2 separate regions of the Homo sapiens genome follow, and region 1 is linked to region 2. Evidence: chromatin loops called from intact Hi-C (ENCODE). Cell type or tissue: psoas muscle. All regions are shown on one strand. Links, peaks and the distances in the headings refer to the core of each region. The heading gives the core; the rest is flanking DNA.

The links. A loop is a pair of places that touch in the nucleus more often than their neighbours do. Peaks named below come from ENCODE experiments on the same cell type or tissue, not always from the same donor. Only the 100,000 strongest peaks of a DNase experiment are listed, where the experiment ranks them.
Region 1: a loop joins it to region 2, with 1.8 times the contacts of the local background. A loop is called at or near these places in 8 of 110 quality-filtered maps.

The regions. Positions count from the first base shown.
Region 1 is chr6:3,413,535-3,419,021 of GRCh38, forward strand. SLC22A23 (solute carrier family 22 member 23) reads right to left here. Exons shown (of 10, transcript NM_015482.2): 2 at 2,218-2,321. LOC105374890 (a long non-coding RNA gene) reads left to right here. Exons shown (of 3, transcript XR_926397.3): 2 at 3,049-3,259; 3 at 3,791-4,445. Among named protein-coding and RNA genes, the nearest start is that of SLC22A23, 41 kb to the right of the region's middle. RefSeq lists enhancers at 1-352, 1,417-1,918. In psoas muscle, for the core only: no CTCF peak of the experiment used is centred there; a DNase peak (open chromatin) is centred at 2,167; H3K27ac peaks cover 545 bases.
Region 2 is chr6:3,339,074-3,344,304 of GRCh38, forward strand. All of the region lies in intron 3 of SLC22A23 (solute carrier family 22 member 23), which reads right to left. Among named protein-coding and RNA genes, the nearest start is that of PSMG4, 83 kb to the left of the region's middle. RefSeq lists an enhancer at 2,115-2,838. In psoas muscle, for the core only: no CTCF peak of the experiment used is centred there; DNase peaks (open chromatin) are centred at 1,668 and 2,628; H3K4me3 peaks cover 331 bases; H3K27ac peaks cover 3,247 bases.

The sequences.
Region 1 (5,487 bases), core at 185-5,184, 74 kb after region 2:
ATCGGCCCTCCCACCCACCTGAGCTAGCAGATTCTATACCAATACCCAGTGAACATCCCCAGACAAAACTTGGTGTCAAAAATGTAACTTTTTGAAGAAAGAAGTGTACTACTTAAATGTTACTAAATGCTGACTGCAGCCTTAGGAAGCATATTGTATGACTTGATCCACTTCCCCTGCAGCCATGAAACAGGGCCCATAGCCGAGAGGTCTGGAGTTCCCTTTAAATGGGTTTATTTCCTTTTAAGCAAGGCTCAAGCAGGGAGTCAAATGCCAGAAAATGGAGTTGGAAAATACCAAGCTTTCAAACTGAAAGGGAAGGCCACTCAAAATGTTCAAAAACTACCACTCAGGCAGCCTGCCCCTGATTCCCGGGGCACCCCCTCAATCTTGCCCATCTGAGGAGGAACCTCAGAAAAGCAACTGCAGAGAAATGGTTTGCGATGTCAGACTTCTGGTTACTCTAAGAGCAAGACCCAAACTCTTTTGTCCTCAGGCCTGGTGTGTGATCAGGGAGGCCACATCACATGTGTGTACAAGAAGAAAGTTAAGAAAACAATCTTTAAACAATTTAAACTGTTACAGACTGGTTCATTCATAAAAGTCGATTTTTACTTTTCTATTAAATTATTTATTGAATAAGGACACTACAACCCCAGTTGAGTTTGCATTTTTTTAGAAAGACAGTGACATGGATTATATTAGTATATTTTTCTAACCTATTTCAATGTAGATTTCTGGGAAACGGTATATTTTAGACCAATATAGCCCACACTAGAAACCTATGAACTCAAGTATTTGGTTTAAAAAAATAAACCCTGTGTTGCCTCTACCAAAGAAAGCCCCCAAGAGGTCCCCTGCGTAGGTCTCCAGAGGTCACTGACTGCTTCTCTGTTGCTGTCCACAGAGAACGTGTCCATGAGAAGCACTTGCAAATCATGATGAGGCAGATGTCAAGCACACAGGAAATCACATTACATGTCAGCTCAAGGAACTCCCAAATACACGCTGGGTTTTGGAAGAAATTTTCCACATGTGTAATGTGACCCTCTGCTGCTGTCCGCCCAGGCACTTGCCTTGGCCAGCATTCTCAGTTAACTGAGGTGCAGAGGTCACAGAACCTATAGAATTTGTTCCATATCACTCTGGGCCCTTATTTCCTCAAGGCCAAGATGTCTCGATTCACCAAAAAAAAAAAAAAAAAAAAAAATCCTTTAAAGATAAAAGAATGTAAGCTGGGGAGACAGTTACACTACGCCTCTCTCCTGAGCAATCTCGCTACTTGAAAAACCTGTCAACATTGTGCAACTGCCTCCCTGCTTAGACACCTCACCGCTGCTGCCCCTGTGACCACAGAATGCCTTAAATAAAAGCGCTGCAGCATCCTGGTGGAGGGGCAGGCTCTGAGGCCACGTGGTGGCTGAGTTTCAAGTTCTGGCTCTCCAGCTTAAAGCTGAGTGAACTTGGAGATTTTACTTACACTTCTCTGCTTTTTCAACTGTAAAACACAGGTAATAATAGCATCTCCTATTCGGGGTGTTGTAAGGAGATGTTAATGTATGGAACTACTTAGCACAGTGCCTGCTACACGGTAATCTTTCAGCTGCTAATGTTATCATTATTGCATATGCATTCTCACCTCTGGCCACCACCCTCCCCTGCCCACAGCGCCCATCTGTATTACCGAAATGCTCTTTATCACTCAAGGTGCAGCTCCCTACAGACCCCACAGAGGCATCTCCTGGCCAAGGACTGCCCCTCTCCAAAATCCACGTGACATGTAGAGGAGCTAATCAGCATTGCCTGACTCATTCAGCTCGCATGGGGGAAGGGTCTTTAGCTTCCCCATCCCCTATTTTTTAATGCATCTTCTGCAGCTGCCCCTTAGTGCATCCACCTCCTGCAGCCCTGCACATAAGTCTTCAAGCTCTTTCTAATGAAACGTCAAAGGTTAGAAGTAGATGGGGCTGCAGGCTGGTTTTGCTATATTCTAGAAGCTAGAGAATTGCGTTGAATTTAAATTCACACTTCCAAATGATCTGCTACATGCATGGGCCATTTCTCCGAGCTCTGCATTCTCCACGTGGCAGCTTTGGCCTTCTGCTCTGGCACTGGGAAAAGACAGTCATGGTAAGCTAACACTGACTATTTTTCTTTAGCCAGCAAAGGCGTGCTGTGGCCTCCAAAGGTTCGTGCGGCGGGCATGTTGGTACTCACCAGTCAGCAATGCATCCAGTTATTAGGTAGCCAAAGATTAATCCAACCAGTAAGGAGAACTTAGCGATATGGACCTTCCAGGCATTATCACACACAAGATCCCACTAGAGAGGGGCAAATAGAAAATAAATCAGAGAGAAACATACACAGAGCTAGTCGTACTCAATTATAAGGGCAATACAATAACCCTGCAGGGACCACCGCACCGTTGCCAGTACCATGCCATATACACCAGTCAGAGTCTCTTCCATGGTTTTGAAAATCCAATGAGACATATAATTTGCCCACAAAAGGAAATGTAACATTTTAGTCTGGGACAGATTATAAGTCTGCAAAGAATGACGCAGGAAGTCTGGGGATGTGTATTCTTCTGTCCCAACCACCACGGGAAATGTAAACTGAGGCAGAGGTGGGCAGCCACGGAGACCAGGCATCCCTGAGGACCAGTGGTCCCTCACCATGAAGAGCTGCTCTGAGTGCCCAGGGGCTGGGAGACCCTGTCAACTTTCTGCATGGGCATCGTGATGACATGAGGAGGTTAAAAGTAACTTTTGCATTTTCATCCCAAAACATTCCCCAAACTTTATGAGGAGTCTTAAAAATAAAAGCGAGCATTAGTAGTAAATGTTGAAATATGAACTTTAACTAAACATTCTATTTTGCCCTTGGAAGTGTCCCTTGCGTTTTCCCATGTTTCCCTCTAAAGCCATCTGCTCTCCTTGGAGAGAAAGCCGGTCAATTAGTAAATACAACATTCAGACTATTATATTGTTTAATAAGAAAAATACAAACAAATACAAATCTTCTCATTTTTCTTTTCTCCACTTGCAGGATCAGGACGTAAACCCCTGTTTGTTCCCTCTAAGGGATGTGTGTCCAAGTGTGGACTCAAATCCACATGCAGCTTTCATCTGGGCCAGAGGGGCACATAAGCAGGGTCCCTGCTGGCCAGGCCATGGAGACACAGAGCCGGGGGTCTAGATGCCCCTGCTTCTGCTGCAAAGAAGTGGGCAAAGCTTCTGGTCTGGACGCGCAACTCCAGGTCAGTGGAGACGGGGGTGGGGTGGTGCAGGGAAGAAGCTGAAGAAATTCACGCCAATGCATTTGGGAACACCGGAGCGGGAGGTGTTCTGGGAGCAGAGGCAGGATTGGAGGGGATGGGGAACATGGAAGGTGGTGGGCTGACCCCTGATCCTAGTTCTGTCTTCTTAGATGTCTCCCCCCGCCCCTTGTCTCTATGCTACCCAGACTGCAGCACAGAGGATCCTTAGAGGGCACTGTAAGCTCAGGTCCTGCCTCATGTTTCCAAACTTCCAGAGCCTTATCGAGGCCCCTGAGGCCACAGCTGTGGTTCTCAGCTTCACTAAAATTCAGGAAAAGCCAAGCTCTGTGTCAGTGGATGCAGGGAAAGGTGCCTGGCTGGGATAAGTAGAAAGCCACTGCCTGTCACAATGTCCCCACTTCTGCCCTGGACTCCTTGGGACACACACTGGCTCGCCGATGCCCCCAACACAGGTATGCTTTCCAGAGGTCTGAGGAGGGTGACTTCTTTTTCTACCCCATCTGCTTCCAGAGTGATTTGCAACGCCAGGCCCAGGAAGAAACGGAATATGGGAATGTAAGCACAGACTGCACAAGGGCCTCATCAATAAAAGACGGCTTGGAATTTGCTGTTGTCAGGGTTTATTCATGAATTTGGGGAGAAGGGCACTGCTGGTTGCACAGATTCTTAAGAATTCAGACACAGGAGCTCCTTACAGGGTTAACTTCCTTCCATGATTGCTCCAGTGGTCCTCAAACTGCTCCAGGGACCAGCAGCATCAGCACCACCTGGGGACTAGTTAGAAAAGGCAAGTTCTTGGGCCCCATCCCAGGCCCACTGAATGAAGACTCCTGCAGGTAAGCACAGCAGTGTGGTTCGGCAAACCTGCCCTGCGACTCTGAGAACTACTGGCCAACACTGCCCTGCCATTTTGAAGACAATGAATGAGCTTCACTGTCTTGGGCTGGGGTTCAAACAACTCCCAAGAGCAGGGAGAAGCAAAAACGCTGTGGGAACCATGCAAAAGACTACTGGCTGCTGCTGCTCTGCTCTGCAAATGCAGGGTCGTACAGCTAGGTGATGAGTTCAGTGAGCTTTTGGAGGCAAGCCTGGAAAACGAACATTCACATATGTATGCTGTTTCTAGGAAAAAATGTATTTTTGATAATAAAAACCTTTCACCACACAACCTATTTCTAACTTCAGGAATACAGGTTTTGCCTTAAAACGTGAGTGACAGCTTCATAAATCACAGTGGGTGCACATTCTGTTTTTCCAGCTTGGTTTATACACTCTGGGAGAGGAGGTGCTCTCAACACCTGTAACCACTCATCTCCCAGTTGCATCATGCCTTTGGGAGCCTCAGTCGGGCACAATCTTGGCAGGAGAGGAACACATCCCGACCCCAGGTTGCTGCCGGGGAGAAGGGCACCAGCTGCTGTCTTGATGGCAGGGAGTCATCTGAAATGCTTTCATGTCTCCCCCAAGACTTCCCATTGATGAGTTTACTTGAGGTTAAAGGATGCAAATGAGTATATTATGCTTCTATGAGATGGCCAGGAGGCAGAAGAAATTTTAATAAAGCATTTAGGGGACTGGAGGAAATTGCCAATACTGTTGTGAGTTCAGCCACCTGAGCAATGACCAGACCTGGCCTTGGGCAGCCATGACCCCATTAAGGTGCTAGCTAATAAGACATTCAGTGATCAGCCCTATCCATTAACAGTGCCACAGTGGAAAATGAACACAGTGGAGGGAGACTGAGTCACTCACACGCCTGGTAGGGAGAGGAAGCCTGGTTAGAAGTATTGCTGGCTCCACAGTTCCCAGCCTCTGGGCTTCCCCCTGGGGAGGGGGTGCAGGAAACCCAGAGCAAGGCAGCCACCTGCTACCTTAAACCCTCCTCAACTAGGCACAAGAATAGACAGCATATCTGAAGCAACAAGTAAACCAACTGGATTCCCAGGCCCAGCAAGTTTACCATGATAAGGGTTACTCATGCCTGGGGATCCGCCTGCAACACCGCCCTTGCCATCCTGGAGGCACCGCCGTTTAGCAGGGTAGGGTAGCGCTGGGGGAACCCATGGCACCGACACCCTTGTTTGACTTCTGCTTCTGGTATTGACAAAAATGTGTCGGGAAAAGAAAATATGTTCAGACACAGTATAATCTCCTAAAGAATTTCAGAAGTATGAGGAAGCTTTGAGGTCACCTGGCTCTTGAAATTT
Region 2 (5,231 bases), core at 232-5,231:
GGGAGGGAGGAGCCAGTCATTTCTTAAGTGATGCAATAGCTCTGTGGCTATTATTGCCATTGCAGCTGAAATCCATGTCAGCCTCCTACCAATCAGGATTTCGTATCCTTTAAAACTCCTCTTCCAACTTTAATAAAAATTAAAACAGTGTGCTTTCCCCCACCCCCAATCTGATAATCCACCACCAGGCACACAGGCCTTAGATGAAGACAGATGGTGATCTGTCTTCAAAGACTTTGTCAAGCTTTGTTACAAAGCTTTTTGTTTTCTGTTCATTCCCCAGGTGCAGCTGAGTTCCCAAGCCCTGGTCCTGTCCCTCCTGGGGTGACAGCCTCCACTTTCCAATTCATAATGTCAGAGGCATGTGAGCCAGAACAACTCCATCTTAAACAGGAGCTGGGTAAAATGAGGCTGAAACCTACTGGGCTGCATTCCCAGATGGTTAAGGCATTCTAAGTCACAGGATGAGACAGGAGGTCGGCACAAAAGGCAGGTCATAAAGACCTTACTGATAAAACAGGTTGCAGTAAAGGAGCCGGCCAAAACACACCTAACCCAAGATGGCCACAAGAGTGACCTCTGGTCGTCCTCACTGCTACACTCCCAGCAGCGCCATGACGGTTTACAGATGCCATGGCAACGTCAGGAAGTTACCCTATGTGGTCTATAAAGGGGAGGCATGAATAATCCACCCCTTGTTTAGCATATCATCAAAAAATAACCATAAAAAAGGGCAACCAGCAGCTTTTGCGGCTGCTCTGTCTATGGAGTAGCCATTCTTTTATTCCTTTACTTTCTTAATAAATTTGCTTTTACTTTGCACTGCGGACTGGCCCCGAACTCTTTCTTGGGTGAGATCCAGGAATCCTCTCTTGGGGTCTGGATCAGGGCCCCTTTCCTGTAACAATAATGGCTGAGGAACATCTGAGCCTCCTTATGTAAACATATGAAATTAAAAATGTGTCCATGAGAATACAGCTTCCCTCCTCTCCTCTCCCCACAGGGGAGGTGCTTCCTAGCCCAGAGAGCGCTCCCACAAAAGCGGTATTATCCAGGAGGGATGGCCTGGAGAAGGGAATGGTAAGGGCAGGGGCTTTGAAATTGGTTGGCATTTCCATTTTCCAAGTACCAGCTATACGAATGACATTGAGCAAGAGGCTTAACATGCTTATGACTCTCTTATGAATGGCAAGAGGTACTATCTGGAAGAAATGTTTGTCAGAGTCAAAGAAAGTGATGATATAAGGTAAAACGCCCGCCGGTCACATTCTCTCTAGGGCCTTCAAACAGCACGTTAGTATAATAATTCAGGGACACATTTAAACAGCCCTGTGGGCTGGCCTGGGGACCCATACGTAACCGCAGCAGAGTCTATGACAAATTGCCCCTTTAGTTCCAGGTAACCATGAGATAAATGAACTTTTGTAAAAGTTGATAATTCTTGCAAAAGTTGGGAACATCTTGCATAAGAACGGCAACTTGGAAAGTGACTCGATTTCTAACCACAGTATGAGGAGCTTTGTAACCGATCCTTTGTGTAAAGGCCAAAAACGATTTTCAAGGTCCCATGTGAAAAAGCAGGAGACAATTGCCGTAGCAAATTTATAAAGTGACAGAGTGCGGCCCTTATGGAAAACAGATGGGGCTACTGGGAAAAGGGCAGCCGCATGACGTGCTAGAGACATGAGAACCGAGAGACTGTCCTTAGGTACTTGTGGGTTTTGATGGGATCTGTCTGGAAAGGATACATTTACCATTTGGGAAAACAGAAACCAGGGCAATATGAGTTTACAGGAATGATATTTAAAGGACTCATGTCTTCAAGCTTATGCTCCTTCTTTCAGGATCAGGTTGAATGAGGAGGGGCCGGTCTCTCATGTTACACATAACCTTTGGCATTCCCATCACCAATGCCTGCTATGGCACCTTCCCCTCCCTTCACAGGGTTGAAGGTGGCCTGCTGTGAAGTCAGGGGTCACATGGCTCCTGTGAGCTCCTGGCTCTGAAGGACACACATTCGGAACATACAGCATTTAATATAGAGAAACAATCCTCACACAGAGGTTGCTGAGAGGCTGGCCCGAGTCACAGATGACCTCAGAAGCTGTTTTGAGATTCATTGGAAAGAGGGTTTCTCAGAAAGCCCTCCCTCCGATCAAGCTGAGAGGAAAAATGTTAAATATGAAGGATTGAAATGCTAAAAAAAAGTTATGCCATTGAAGCATACTTTTTGTTGTAGTTGTTTCAAAAGATTTTGTTCCAAAAGCCTAACTTTTATACAGTGCAAGAGGCTGTTTCAAGGTGAGGTTTAGAGGACACACCTGAAACTTTTTAGAATGGCAGATGTCAGACCTCACTAGAAAACTCTGAGGTGGATGGGTTTTGTTCTCTCTCTCTCTCTTCTTCCAACTCCTTGGGTCCAGAACATGAAAACCCAGAAAAAAATCACAGTATTACTCTACTTAGGATGTGACTCTGTAGTCACTGGTTAATCACTGCTCTGGTGTTAGATGACATTCAAATGTAAATGCTGTGATTACCAAACCATCTCAGACTTCTGGGGTAAGTGTTCAGCCAGCACTTCTGATTCACGCTGGGCTGCCTTTGACAGAGTTGGCAGAAAAGAAAAGAAGCAAAAGAGAAGAAACCACACGCACAATTCATTGGTCATCTGTTGTGACCGAAGCTTCCCTGTCAAGCGAGGGGGGTGGGGGCGGGGGAGCGCAGGAAACTGAACACAAGCTGGGAATAAAATTTCAGACTGGGGCCATCCTTTCCACACCTGTAAATCCTTTAAAAGAAAAGTTAATGGATTTTAAAAAAAATCATACAACTTAAGTCTTCTTGTACTTCTTTCATTTCCTAAACAAATCCTAGGGCCCAAGTGATTATCTATATTTCGATTCATGGATAGAGGAAGACATCTGTTCAGTAGCATTAAGAAGAAAATCTTTCTTCTTAATGAAAGATTAATGAAGCTTTAATTAAGATTTCTTCTTAATGAAAGCTGCTAGTTTAGGTTCAGCAGCTCCTAAACTAGCATTTTGTTCCTCTAGGTACATACTATGGGTTTAAATTTTAGGTGTGTCTGCGTGAAAATGAAAACTTATTCTCAGTTACCGTTTTGTTTCAAGATGGAAGCCTCAATTTGAAATCCAGCCCAATGTGGTTTGCTGTTTTAAGGCCATGTGTCTCCTTAACATAACTCTTTTTCAAAAAGTCATTGGGTGGCCAACAAATTGAGATAAAACAAAATTTAAAGGAATACCTTACTTCATTTAGGCAACCGAATACTAAAATTTGAAATTCAGAATGAAGTACAGCCCCAGAAACTATGGAAGTGAGGCCACTAGGGTTCACGGCTCACCTCCTTTGAAACACACACACCTCTTTCTCTCTCCCAGTCTGCAGAGGTCCCTGAAAACAGTGCTTCTCAAAGGTGGGGCCTCCTTGACCCACAGCATCAGAGTCCCCCGGGGCCCTGAGCCCAGATTCCCAGAAACAGATGCTTTCCAGATGGAGCCCAGGAAGCCAGTAGATGGGGGGTCCAGGAGATTCAAACCTTGAGGAGCTTTTGCCGTCAAATGTCAGCAAAATTGCTGGGATTTCTCATCTGCCTGAAACTGCCATCGTACAAATAACACCTTCACATTAGTGCTGGGGATGAAAACCTTTTCCTCCACCCTCCTAGGGTCAGTGCTTGGGGCCTGTGAATTAAACTGACAAAAGACAGGCTGGCAAGAGGAAAGACAAAGTTTAATCACATATGTATACCGGCAGGAGAGTGCAAAAAATGGCTCAGAGAAGAGGTTGGAATTTGGGGCTTTATATACCATCCTAATGCAGGGAAGGGGTTAGGATTTCAAGAGACAAGAAATAGTGGGAAATGACAGAGAAATACACGGGGGAAATAATATAAGAGAAGGTTTGTTTTAGTAAGGTGTGTTTATGCAATTTCTCATCCTGCATCAACTTCTCATCTTCACCTCTGCTGGGAGAAATCTCCCTTAAAGGGGGATTTATGACAGTTGAATTCTTCGGGAAAGCTCTGTTTCTAGGTAGATGGGGGAGTTCCGACAAAGCTGCGTCCTGCATCTGCTGGTTCTCAAATGCTGTCAGCTCACAACAGTCCTTATGGCCAGTGGCATATTCTGGACCACTTCAGCAGCAAACAGAGACACTGCATTTCCACATCTATTCCCAACCACACTCTTGCCTCGTAAACAAGTGCTAATCCCATTTAACAGGGAGGCCCCAAGAGGTTAGTTACCAAATAGGCCTTAGGTCATATGGTTTATAGTATCTAGGACTTGAATTCAGATCTTTGGATTTTAAACACCAGATTTATCCTTTAAGAACGAAGGAAACATCTCCAGCCCCTGCAAATACACACACACACGCACACACACACACACATCCTCATCATTTAGACATAATGTCCTCGTTTTAGACATCTTTTTTTCAATAAGACTAGCACAATTTATCACCATGACCATTAATGAGACCAGCTCTTAACAAGCTAAGCTTATCAATGAGGGCTCTCTCCCATGTTTGTCGAGACGTAATTAAATACTCAGCAGCCGGCCAAATGTCGAAAGACCCTAGGTCGCTCTTGAATTGCCCATCTATCTGCTTCTGAACATAATGACGTTGACTGATGACCTTGGGGAGCTGGCTGTATTTAAGAGAAGAGCCAATCACTGTCAAACATTGGTGCCGAACAGAGAGCAGCCCTTAAATACATACACACAAGAAGCAATGAAAAAATGTTTCATTTGGGAAAGAAGACAGAAGGCACAGGATGGCAGAAGAAGGAACTTACATTCTATAAATATTGAGAATATTTTCTCAAGTAAATTTTAGATTCGATTCGCTTATTCCTAAGTTAGAAAATATTTTAAGAGGATTTTTGCTAAGGGGAATGGTACACGAATTAGAATCTACTGTCCAGTCTCTGACAGCACTGGGGAATGCCTTGGTTTCTGTGGCTTTTTCTTCCAGAACTGCATTGTCCAATACAGTGGTCACATATGGCTATTTAAACTTAAATTAATTAAAATTAGGTACAAGTAAACCTTCAGTTCTTCAGTTGCACTGGCCACACTTCAAGTGTTCTATTGGACAGCACTGATCTAGAATCTGATGTTAACATGTCAAAATGAAAACACCTTCCTAGCATTCTCAATGACATGTAAGTAAGAAGGAGGGGAAAACCAAACAAATTTTTTAAA